Linked DNA regions of Homo sapiens: region 1 is linked to region 2. A link is a contact called in ENCODE Hi-C data. All regions are on one chromosome and are shown on one strand. Each heading gives the region's core, a stretch centred on a gene start or an enhancer-like site at or near the end of the contact. The rest is flanking DNA. Distances are from core to core; before and after follow the strand shown.

Evidence for each region. A loop is a pair of places that touch in the nucleus more often than their neighbours do. Pooled maps may share reads with other maps.
Region 1: a loop to region 2 is called in a map with no recorded cell type, with 6 times the contacts of the local background. The contact joins two enhancer-like sites. A Hi-C loop is called at or near these places in 10 of 37 single-sample maps with no recorded cell type and 3 of 50 pooled maps.

What each region holds. Positions count from the first base shown.
Region 1 is chr4:141,766,882-141,772,981 of GRCh38, reverse strand. No RefSeq gene overlaps it. Among named protein-coding and RNA genes, the nearest start is that of IL15, 130 kb to the right of the region's middle. Within about 2 kb of position 3,866, at least 2 of the 41 ENCODE cell types and tissues checked have a DNase peak (open chromatin) inside an H3K27ac peak, as active enhancers do.
Region 2 is chr4:141,306,062-141,312,142 of GRCh38, reverse strand. No RefSeq gene overlaps it. Among named protein-coding and RNA genes, the nearest start is that of LINC02432, 24 kb to the left of the region's middle. Within about 2 kb of position 4,767, at least 3 of the 41 ENCODE cell types and tissues checked have a DNase peak (open chromatin) inside an H3K27ac peak, as active enhancers do.

The DNA.
Region 1 (6,100 bases), core at 2,617-5,116, 460 kb before region 2:
AAATAATATGTTAAAACAAACATGATTATTAGGATGTGCTTATTTGATAATTAGAGAGCTCATTTATTTAACTTATGCCCCTGTGCTTTAGAAAAATCACAGCCCCTATATCTTTTAGTGTGTTATCAAAAGTTTTAAAAGCATGTGTATCCTTACACCTTTCTTTGTTACTTCAGAGCAGTCCCAGGATCAAATTCCTTTCAGGTAGTGTCTTTATACTTTTTCATTGAATTACATTCATGAGTGACACAAATAAACTAAACTACTCTGTAGATATTAATAGTTGCTTTAAAAAGTAGCGTGCATGACCCAAACAAAGGTTAAAGGCTGTATTCAGCTGATAAGCATCCGGCAGCCCCGGAAGACAGGTACTTCTCTGAAAGGAGGCAGGTTGGAGTTTTAGAAGATGAGGAGAGTTTTGGCTCAAATGGCAGTTTTCATCTTTGACTGCTGTGAAACTCGCAGTTGGAGGTTTTTTCTGGGATTTTTTTGTGCCTCTCACTCAGTATTGTTAGTGCAATTCCATCCCCATCCCTGTCATAACAGTACTTACCGAGAATGGCTCTTGCAAGCCCTGTGGTTTGTTGGTTAAGCAAAATGTGTGTGTCTGTGTGTGGGGGTGGGGGGAGGGGGACGCGTATGAAGGTAGCAAATAAACAAAACAAAACAAAACATAAAAACAAGAAAAAAAGAGAAAATTAAAAACAAAAGGAGACAAGGGGAAAATTGAAAATATTCTATTATATCTATTTCAGTCCTTTTAGATAGTGTGCAAAAGAAATATGCCTCCTATTCCATATGCTTTTTCATTCATACTTTCCCTTCTGTTTTGATCCACATCAAGAAGAAAAACATCCTTACCATGTAACATGTCTACATTTTTACACGTGAAAAACCACAGTGACTTCCTATTTAGAGTAGCACAATTTTCTATTTTATTCTTCCTGTAAACAAACCACCTTTTTGTTTGCTTTTTAAGTTTCTTTTCTGCCTCATACGTGGAGTTACTGCTCCAGTTTGCATTTCATGCTTGTTTACACATTCAATTCTTCCCTTACCAACATTGCTAGCACCTTGAAACTTTTTCGTAATCTCCCTTTTGACCCAGAAGACTTTCTTAAAGATTCTGGAATTAGAAAATCTTGGTAATATTTAGAGCATGACTTTTAAATGCTCATTTAAAAAGCATACATTTTTAAACAGAAAACATTGCATTCCCTATACATAGTAATAACTGAAAAATCTACATTGGTAATAATAGGGCTATTAGTGTTAGAGTGGTAGTCCTTTCAAGTTTTGAGCCATGATTCGGTTCTGTACATTTGGATTTTTTTTTTTAACATAACATACTTTGCATAAAAATGAAACAGTCACAGCCTTATAGGAGTTCAAATATACAAATGCTGTCTTGAAACTACTGGTTAGTTTATTATCTCTCCTTATTTCATTGCCCTTCCCAGAAAAATATGACTTACATACATGGAAACAAATGTGAATGAAACTCAGTAAGTCTAAATATTATTCCTCTTCTTAGAATTTACAATTTATTGGAATTTTCTGTGCTTTTTAAAAACAAAAATTTGTGACAAAAGATGATCTGGTAATTTTCAAGTTTCTTATAGCAACTTAATAACCTTAATAACTTGAGATGCACAAGTTATTAAAGGTTGATTCATTATTAGTTTATAGTACAAACTATTAAAGTATCTTATAATATTAATTTAGACATAAGGCATTTTATTCTACACTTCAGGACAGGCATGTCTGACCATCAAGCAGATGGACCTAGCACTTTGCTAAAGTCCAGTAACTATTAGATGAATCTGTTTGCTCTCTTGATGGCTTAACCTGCCCAAGAAAGCTGTTAAATATGTATTAGGTTAAATATGTATTAGGCAAAAAAACCACACTTACTTTTGCACCAAGCTAATGTATTTTACTTCCTTAAAGTCATTCACAAGAGACTAACCATTTATATGTCCTACATCAAGAGGGTGTCGTGGCATTTACCTGCCTGAAGTTGAGAGAGAAGCATACTTTTGGTAACTGGATAGTAACCTCACAAGCATAAAATAAAACTACTTGTTAGGTCAGCAATATGCATCAGACTCAGGCCAGGAAAGTCTATTATCTGCAGAGTTTTTTCTTTTTCTCTTTCTTCCATTATTTACAGCGTGAACTTCTTGTGCTGCCATCCATTGAATTTTCATAAACAGAACTGAACTATGCTGTTATTCCATCAAGGACTGGTGTGGATGATCTGAAAAATGCAAGTGGTTGATGCATGTGTAGAATGGAGGGTATATGTTCTCAGGGAAAATGAAACTGTCTGCTGTCAGTTCATTCCTAAGTACTCGTGATAATTAAATAGCGTTTTGTGACCATTTCAGTTTTAGCCAACGTTTTCCACTCTTCAACTTAGATTTGCACATTCTTTCTACTTAAATATGTTCCTGAGCCCCAGTTGTTTGGTGTCCTGTTATTTTGAATTATGATACTGAACAGTGAATAAAGAAGGAAGAATTTTCTATTTCATTAGAGGGCACTGATTATATGACAACTGACATAAAAATAAACTACTTCTCAATACTTCAGAACTAGAACATAGTAAATAATGCCATCAATGTGTTTTATGTATAGTCCTTCAAAGATGGGGATTTCTACTAGAAGCCTTAAAGGGTTGAAGTTTATCTTGGTTTTAGTGAGAAACTGAATTTTTAGATTATCAGCTTGGAAATGTTCTAAAGGCCTCAATGATTTGCTGAGCATCATCAAATGAAAGAAGGACACCTTAATGGTCTCCAACCACTCAGGAAGGAAGCACAGACAAAAGGACTGATAGACAAAAGGAAAGAAGGGAGGGAGGGAGGGAGGGAAGGAGGAAGAAAGGAAAGAAGGAAGGAAGGAAAGAAAGAAGGAAGGAAAGAAGGAAGGAAGGGAGGGAAGGAGGGAGGGAGGGAGGGAGGGAGGAAGAGAGGGAGGGAGGGAAGGAGTGAAAGAAAAAGGGAAGAGGACAGGTGGAAAGCAGGGGAAGGAGGGTATATACGGTCAAGACAGCTCCATTCTCTAACTCATGGTTTTAATATTGAGCTTGCATAAATTCTCAGAGAATAAGCTTCTATAAGTTTACATCTTAAAGGACAAAACTTTTTTCTCTCTCCTCTGCTTTCTCAAGTTGGAATAGGGTAGGTCATCCTGCAACTGCTCAAATCCAGTCCCAGGGAATATGAAGACACTCGTTTCAGTTGTCCCTAAGGTGAAGACAGAACTTCTGGAATCTAAAAACCATCCCAGTTCCAAAGAATTTGCTCTCTGTTCTTGTACTTCTTCCCTTATTCTTCAGGTTAGTTTAGTGATTGAGAGAGCCAAAAAGACCTCATCCACATCAGGTTGACTCCTGTAAGATTCAGATGGGAAGATGAGATCAATTCATTCCATTCATTTGCATGAAATTTAATTCATTTTGAATCTCTCTGGGGGATGGGAGATGGCTAAAATATGGAAGTAAACAAGATTATCATTCGGAGAAAGAAAATGTGTACTGAACATAATTAGTAAGAGTGGTCAAAGGAAACAACATTAACCTGCGGAGCTCATATGGGCTTTTGGGGGTCAATGAGGAGGGAGTTTATTGAAAATTTTTGTGAAATAAAATTGCCCTTCCAAAATTTCATTATATTTGAAAGTTAACAGCCTAAAACTGTTGCACATTTCAAGCTGTTTGGTGAGTCTGGAAGCTTTGTGATTCAGATTAATCCCGTGGTGGCTGCCTCCACCCCCATTGTTTTCTTTATTAGGAAGCAAAGATTCCCATATGTTTCCGTGTAAGACAGAATGACTCAGCCATTTTATATTTAATGCACCCTTGGATAGCTGCTTTAGATTTTATATGCCAGTACAAGAGCACAGAAATTGACTGTGACACCGTCTGTTGATGAAATAAAGAGAATGGCCCTGGAGACAAGAGAGCTTTATGTTCTGGTTGAAAAATGCAGAAAACACGAATTTGATCAATGCTGTTATTTGCCAATATCTCTAAAATGGACTCTTTGTTCCAGAATTAAGTTTAATCAAATAATAAAAGTGTTGAGATTGCCTTGATCAATATGGAGGTCATGTGCAAGGTGCTTATCCCCTAATACTCCTCAGGAACCAGTAGTATATTTACAAGAATTCGTGGTGGGCACTGAAAGAAAGAACTATGTGAGAGGACTTCCATTTATCTCAAGATGAGGTCTGCCGACATTACTTACTACCACATTCTTTTCTCTACAAACTACACCTTCAATACATGTAGAAGAACCTTGCTTGAGGTATATAGCTTGTAGGGATCTTCAAACATCAACCCAGAAAGTTGGAATAAGAAAAATATACTTACCTCTGTTTCAGTCAATAATTTTCTTTTTTTTTATTATTTTCTTTTTTTTTTTTTATTTTTGAGACGGAGTCTCACTCTGTCATCCAGGCTGGAATGCAGTGGCGCGATCTCTGCACACTCTCATGCTCCGCCTCCCGGGTTCACGCCATTCTCTTGCTTCAGCCTCCCGAGTAGCTGGGACTACAGGAGCCCGCCACCACACCCGGCTAATTTTTTTTTTTTTTTTTTGTATTTTTATTAGAGACGGGGTTTCACTGTGTTAGCCAGGATGGTCTCGATCTCCTGACCTCGTGATCCGCCCGCCTCAGCCTCCCAAAGTGCTGGGATTACAGGCGTGAGCCACCACGCCCGGCCCATTCAATAATTTTTTGTTCACTTTATCAGGAGTTTTACCACAATTCATCCAGTCAAAAGACTTGATCCTTGCCAAAAACCTAAATAACACTTTACATTCTTATCTTTAAAAATCCATGGTCACCAAGTCCCATAGATTCTACCCCCTTGGTATTTCTTAGTTCTGCCTCTTCCTGCACTAAGTTCTTAATTTATTCCCAATAGCTCTGCCTGCATTATAGCAATAGATTCATAATTAATCATCTGTACCCAGTGCCCCTCCCTCTTACCTATAAAACCATTGTCCAAAAGGTTGTCAATGTAAAAAATTGCACTGGACAAAGCAAAATACACTTTTTACTTTAATAAATTCTATTTACTGAAGGCTGTGTAAGACTAATCAGACTATCATTTATTCAAGACAATTGCAAGAGGGAAAAGAGACTAAACTCAAATCCACGGAAACAAAAGCCCAGAAAGTTTTTAGGAGCTGGAGTGGGGGGACTTGTATGTCATCTGTGTTTGCTAATTGGCCTAACCAAAAGAGAAAGTAAGCTTTCTCCTGTCTTCAGGACAGGTGGTAGTTTTACAACTTGGAGCAAGGAGCCACTGAAGTTAAGTTTCTACCTCACCATGGAGGCTGAGAGAAAGGGGTGCTATCTTTTTGGATGATTACACTTCAAAGAGATGACTCCAAGGTCCTTAAGGAATACATGCCCTGGGTTGTAAACCTGGCAGTAGGCTTTTTAAGGAGATTTACATTCATTCCAAAGTGGCAGAGAAAGAATTTGTCATTAATAGTTTTCTAAAGTAAATGCTATAAGAAAAGAAAGCTCGGGGGGGCCTATAGTCAGAAAGAAATCTATGAGAGTGAGCAGGAGTTGCATATTTTTCACATTATCTTCCTGCACCCATCATAGTGTTAGTTACTTTGAAAGTTCTCCTTTAATATTTTTCAACTAAATTAAAGGTGCAGTTGTTTGAAAAATATAAGGGCTTACAAATAGAATTCTTAAATTTCTCAATGGTAGTAAATCATCAACTTTTGAGGGTAAATTTTAAAAATAATGTAATTTGGAAGTATTTTTGAATAAAAATTCAACCAATATTTTAAACACCTGTAATAATTATTCTTTCATTTAAAGTTTAAAATTAGCTTGGAAGGTTTTATGCAAAAAGCATATCACTTAAGTAAAAGCCTAGTTCTAAGAACTTCCAAGTTCAATGCTCATTTATATAAAAGACATAGAATATGTTTGTTAACAAATTAGTCTCAATATTCTAGGGTGTTTGGAAAGCACCTCTGAGTAGGGTTATGTCTCTGTGAGTTCATAATAATTATATATTGACTAAATATTTTGGAATATTCTCATTGTTTAAGGCACCATA
Region 2 (6,081 bases), core at 3,518-6,017:
GACCAGTGAATTCATGAATGCTCAGGGAGGTTATGGAACATGGCTAAAGTCACACAGCTAGCGGGTGGCAGCAGCAGGATTTTATTTCATCACTGGCTGCTAAGCTTGTTCCTCTTTCCTTGTACTACACTGAGGGGAAAGATGGTGAAAGACTCATGAAGGACATGAAAGGAGCTCATGAAAGATGATGAAAGACTCTTGAAAGACAGGAGTCCATGTCCCACAAGATGGCTCAGGCTTTGGCACAGTGTTTCTTGCCACTTTGGGAGGCTGAGGCAGAAAAACTGCTTGAGGCCAAGAGTTCGAGACCAGCCTGGGCAGCAAAGCAAGAACCATCTCTACAAAAAGGAAAATCTTACTTTAAAAAAATATGGTTGAGTCCACGTGAGAGACTACAGTACTTCCTCTTTCCTATTTCCATAACAAATCATTTCAACATACAATCAGATTAAGAAAACTGCTGTGAAAATTCACCATGTGACCCCTTCCCCACCACCCCACTAAAAATACAGGAAACCCTCCCAGTGCCTCCTAAATATTCATGGAGGAATCTTTCAGATGGCACCATAGGCAGTTTGATCTGCAAAGACAAAGTCACTAATATCACCTTTTAACAGCCAGTAGTTTCTTCCCTAATTAAGAATGTACTCTCCCCACCACCAGATTTCTTCTTAGTCTAAGGTTTCATCATCAGCCAGCATTTGCCAGTGCTGCCCTAAGGCGGCTGGCCATCAGAGCCACGTGGGAGCATCACTCCTCAGGCTTCACTGCCAGAAAGGCTGGCACCAGAGTTCTGGGATTGGACTAGGGAATCAGTATTTTTAACAGGTCCCCAAAGTGATTCTGATGCAGTCAGACCACAAATATTTGGCTTTTGGAAATTAATAAGTACCATTAGAGAGAAAGTTTGTATGAAAAAAAAAAATACATCACAAGTGCGGTTCTTGCTACTTCTGCCAAACTGCCATTTTCTCCAAGGTACTTCTTTCTGGTAATGGAGGAAGAGAGCTAAATCCAATTAAAACTCTCTGTGATGCTACTGAAGCTCAGTGTGATGGTTAATTTATGTATCAACTTGCCTGGGCTGAGGGATGTCCAGGTGGCTGGTAAGATATTATTTCCAGGTTTGTCCGTGAGAATGTTTCTAGAAGAGATTAGCATGTGAATCAGTAGACTGCATAGATTCCCTCACCAATGCAGGTGAGCATCATTCAATCTCTTGGGGGTCTGAATAAAAATGTGCTCTCTCTCTTTGAGCTGGGACATTCAGCTTCTTCTGCCCTCAGACATTGGCACTTCTGGCTCTCAGGCCTTTAGTCTCAGACTGAATTATACCACCAGCTTTCCTAGTTCTCTGGCTTACAGACAACAGATTGTGAACTTCTTGGCCCCTGTAATATCATAAGCAATTTATATAATAAATATCTATGTCAATACAGATATAGATAATTAGTTTTATTTCTCTAGAGAACCTTAACTAATACATCCATTGATATTAAAATCATTATCAACCTGATATATATTGGTAAATTAGAGTATGTCTCATCATATTATAGCATAATGATAAAGTCTTAATGCATATTCTACTTTTGCAATTTGGGGTCTAGCTAGCCTTCTCACAACTCGATGTAGGACATAGTTTAGATTCTTGTGTGTAGATAAGCCCTTGTCACCTTTTCAAAAAGTATTCTTTATAGCATTAAGTAACAGATGACCTAAATATTTTTAAAGTTTATAATTTACCTTTAAATCTGTAATTTGTACATTAAAAAGTTCAGGAATTATAAAGGCCCTGGAATTAATATAAAAACAAATATATTTTTAGTATAGGGAACAATCTCTTAGTTATGATTAAAGGCAACCTTATTTTTATCTCTCACCATTTGATTGCACCTTGAATTTATGTGGGCTCTTTAAAGATGTTAATGCCTAGACCCTACCCTCAATGGTTGTGATTTATTTGGACTGTAGCATAGCCCAGGCATTGGGATTTTTGAAAGTTTCCCAGGTGACATTAATACACAGCCAAGATTGAGAAGTGTGCTTCGCACACGATGGAGTGGGAGTACTCTGCAACTGAACCAAGGCTTGGGCAAGTCCCTAACTTCCCAGCAACTCTCAGAGGATGCAACCTTCTGCTCACCTGTGTAAAGCACAGTCTCAATGAGGAAGTTTGACAGTCCAGTCTCTTGGAGAAACCCAGCCTCTAGATTTCTCTATTTATTTTTGCTTTTAATGTCCTCTCCAGCTCACATGGCTCGGGTGGTGGAGGGGTGGCCAGTGAGCCCAGTCCTCCTGCTGTCTGCTCTCTCTGCTCATCTGCTCCCACAATACAGAATCAGTATTCTGCTTTGTGAAGGCTGGGCTGGGAGATAAAGAGGTGTGCATAAAGAGAAAGAGTTAGCAAAGTTACTTGGCTGGGAAGTTTCTTTGGGCTTTGGGGGCCTACCAGATGGTTAAAGCTGAAGTCGTGGCTGAGTAGACAGATGTTAAGCTATCCCTTTCCTACATGAGGCTCTTTCAAGGTCTCTTCAGAGATTTCCTTGTTGGGACTTCCTTCACCTGCAGTTTCCTTGGTTGCAACTCCTTTCCTGGCTACTTTGCATGTCCATACTAGCAGTCCCTACTGGCCTCTTTTTTCTGTGGCCTATTTTCCTCCCTGTTGGTCCCCAGGTAAAATCTCTTCCCCCGGCACACATCTGGTCCAGGGAAACACTGGCGCAGCCCTTAGACCATGCTCTCAGGGCTCTACCTCAGGAACACTTAGCCCTTTCATTGTTCTTCCCAGTTCCTGGCCCCAATCAGATTCAGTGCATTCTGTTAGATTTATCAGGCTTCCCAAAGTAGAGGGCACATTTCAGAGCCCTCCGGGACATCTACTTGAAGTCCCTTCACTTTCTCAGTTGGTGTGTTTAGAGCCAAAATGAAGCCAGTGGGCTGAGAGGTGAGGGTTGGGGCAGGAAGAACAAGGCAGCCTAGTTGGATATGATGTCTCAGGGGAAGAGGTCAGAGTGTAAAGGGGCCTAATAAGCCAAGGTACCTGCAGGGGTGCCCACTAGAAGGCTTTCTGCAGAATGCGATGTGATCTAATTATGATTCGAAGAATAGTGTGGACAGTAGGCAGACAAGAGCAGAATCAGATATGAGGCATCACAGATAAGACCTGCTCTCATGGCCCCTGCTGATGTGTAAGGCATTTCCCCCGAACCTCTTCTGCAGGTCAAGAAGACACTTTGCTCCTTCCTTTATCCTAACCCTCTGCCCAAACCTGAGAAAAATATGACAGAGGCCCATTGCAGTTTAGAAGGTCTTTATACTAACCCCAAGATTCTCATTTAGGAAAGAGTCCATAATGGTTTCACTGGAGTGAAGCAAAGGCAACTGTACAAATATAATCAGCCCACTGAAGGTTCTGGCCTACAACATAAGAGTTTCTTCTGTTTAGCACCATCAAACACTCTCGTGACTGCACATATCAATAACTTTAAGAAGTTACCTTCTCCCCACTTGGACACAGGGTGGGGAACATCACACACCAGGGCCTGTCGTGGGGTTGGGGGAGGGGGCAGGGATAGCATTAGGAGATATACCTAATGTAAATGACGAGTTAATGGGTGCAGCACACCAACATGGCGCATGTATACATATGTAACAAACCTGCACGTTGGCACATGTACTCTAGAACTTAAAGTATAGTAAAAATAAATAAATAGAAGTTACCTTCTCCCTTTTTGGAGGGCAATTTGACCACATCTATTAAAACTTTAAGTGCTCATAAAATTTGACCTTGCAATTTTACATCTGGCATCCATCCTACAGAAACACTGAAGTCTGTGCACAGAGTTACAAACACAAGAACATTCACTTTGCATTATTTGTAATAGTGAAAATTGAAAACCTTAATGTTTCATCAGTATAATGGTTAATTAATTCATGATAATCCATATTACAGATAGTTATGCAAAAGAAGACCAATTTGAACTCATGGAAACAGTGACACGATTTATGGTTAAGTGGGGGAAAAAACTAGTTTCAGGATAATATGTATGGCAAGATCCCACTCTTGGAGAGAAAAAAAGATATATGTGTACAGTGTATGCACCTGTGTCTGTAAAGGCCCACAACAAAGTCATCAAACTATTAACAGCAGTGGCCTTTGAGAAAGGGAGTGTGAGTGGAATGAAGAGGCCAAAGAGAGAATACAGATTGCTCAGCACTTCATAGTGTGATTTAATCTTTTGTAATAATAATGCATTTGTACATTTCCTATGTGACTTTTTTTAACTAGAAAAAATAAACAACAACAAAAAAAACAAGAAATACAGAAATGTGGTTGGCCTAAAAATCTTGGGTATTACTTCTTAATTTTAACAAAAATGTTCTTACAATCCTAGTCTGGTTGCTATTCCAGCCTTTCTAAATTCCTGACCTTCACTGCTCATCAAATTCTAATTAACCTTGTGGTTCCCCAGAGTCTTGCAGGTGTCCGGACCGGCTGGTGTCTCCTGGAGCAAACCAGCCCTCCTTCTTGTGGTAGGCAACTGCCTGGGTGCTAACTCCTCGGTGACAGCAGTGTAAATGATTCCATTGGTCTTCTAGGAGGCAGGAACTTCACAGACCTCAGTGCATAATAACAAATTCAATGCTTAACAGGACTTGTCATGCATGGAAGGAGCTGCGGTCGCCACCACAGTGGTCACAGGACCACAAGTGTGAAGTGAAGAGCTGGCTCTGACAGTGATTGCTCTCTCTAAACAGGTCAGGGTTTGTTCTGCCTCAGTACAAACAAACAGTGCCCTCTTCTGCCCAGCAGCAGAACTTCTCTTCAAAACCATCACCTTGTCAGAGTATCTGGAACTTTCACCCTGTTAGGTTGTTCACTGCAAAATGAGCCAAAGAAACTGGAAAATAACACTGATGAGGGAGAGGTCATCTGTCGGAAAGCTGTCACTCTGATTCTGCCCTAAATTCATGTCCCAATTTTACAAGCATTCTATTTTAACCGCAGAGAAGATGAAAAGATTTAAATAATAGAGTAAGTTACATCTATCAAACTGGCCAAAAAAAAAAAAAATTTAAGTGCTTAAACTTTGTATTGCTATGATAAAATATTATCCATGGTATGGAATATCAGTTCAAGCTTTCTGAGAAACAGTCTGGCAGCTGGTTACCATTTTAAAAATATCCTTTATTACATTTTAGTTCAATAATTATTTATTTGGGAATATTTCATGAAAAAAATAGACACAAAGACAATGAAGTAATTTACATAAAGATGCTTAGAGCCATGTCATATTTCATTATTATATACTGAAAAACTGGAAAAACTCAAGTACAAATGGCAAGCAGTAAATAAATTGTTATATGAAGTACAATATAGTATTACAATGCTTTACTATAAAGCCATTATGAATTGTAATTTCAGGCCAGGCATAGTGGCTCATGCCTGTAATCCCAGCACTTTGGGAAGCCGAGGCACGTGGGCTGCTTGAGCTCAGGAGTTTGAAACCAGCCTGAGCAACATGGCAAAACCTCGTCTCTACAAAAAATACAAAAATTGGCCACGTGTGGCGATGCACGCCTGTGGTCCCAGCTACTCAGGAAGCTGAGGTGGGATGATTGCTTAAGCCCAGGAGGTTGGGCTGCAGTGAACCTAGATAGCACAAATGCACTCCAGCCTGGGCGGCAGAGTGATACCCTATCTCAAAACAAACAAAAAATGGTAATTTCAGGGACTGACATAATAGATTTACTGTATATATGATACTGGAAAAACATAGAATACAAAATGATGCTCATACTCTTACTATAATGCAAGTGTATACAATGGTAAAGGATTTTAGAGTAAACAGAGTTTAGTATACACTCTTATATCTAAAGATAGTTCAGTATGAAGCAATATAGAAAGGTAGGAGAGGGAAAGAAAGCAAGACAGAAAACAAAATCTATTAGCTATTGTGTCATGCCTCATTTCTAACTGCCTCATCTCAAAGTATCATTTTCTCTGTTTTGGAAGCCAGAGAAATCTATTTTACTTCACTAATAGTTTGTAAAGAGAGAGCATATCACTTATTAATGTAT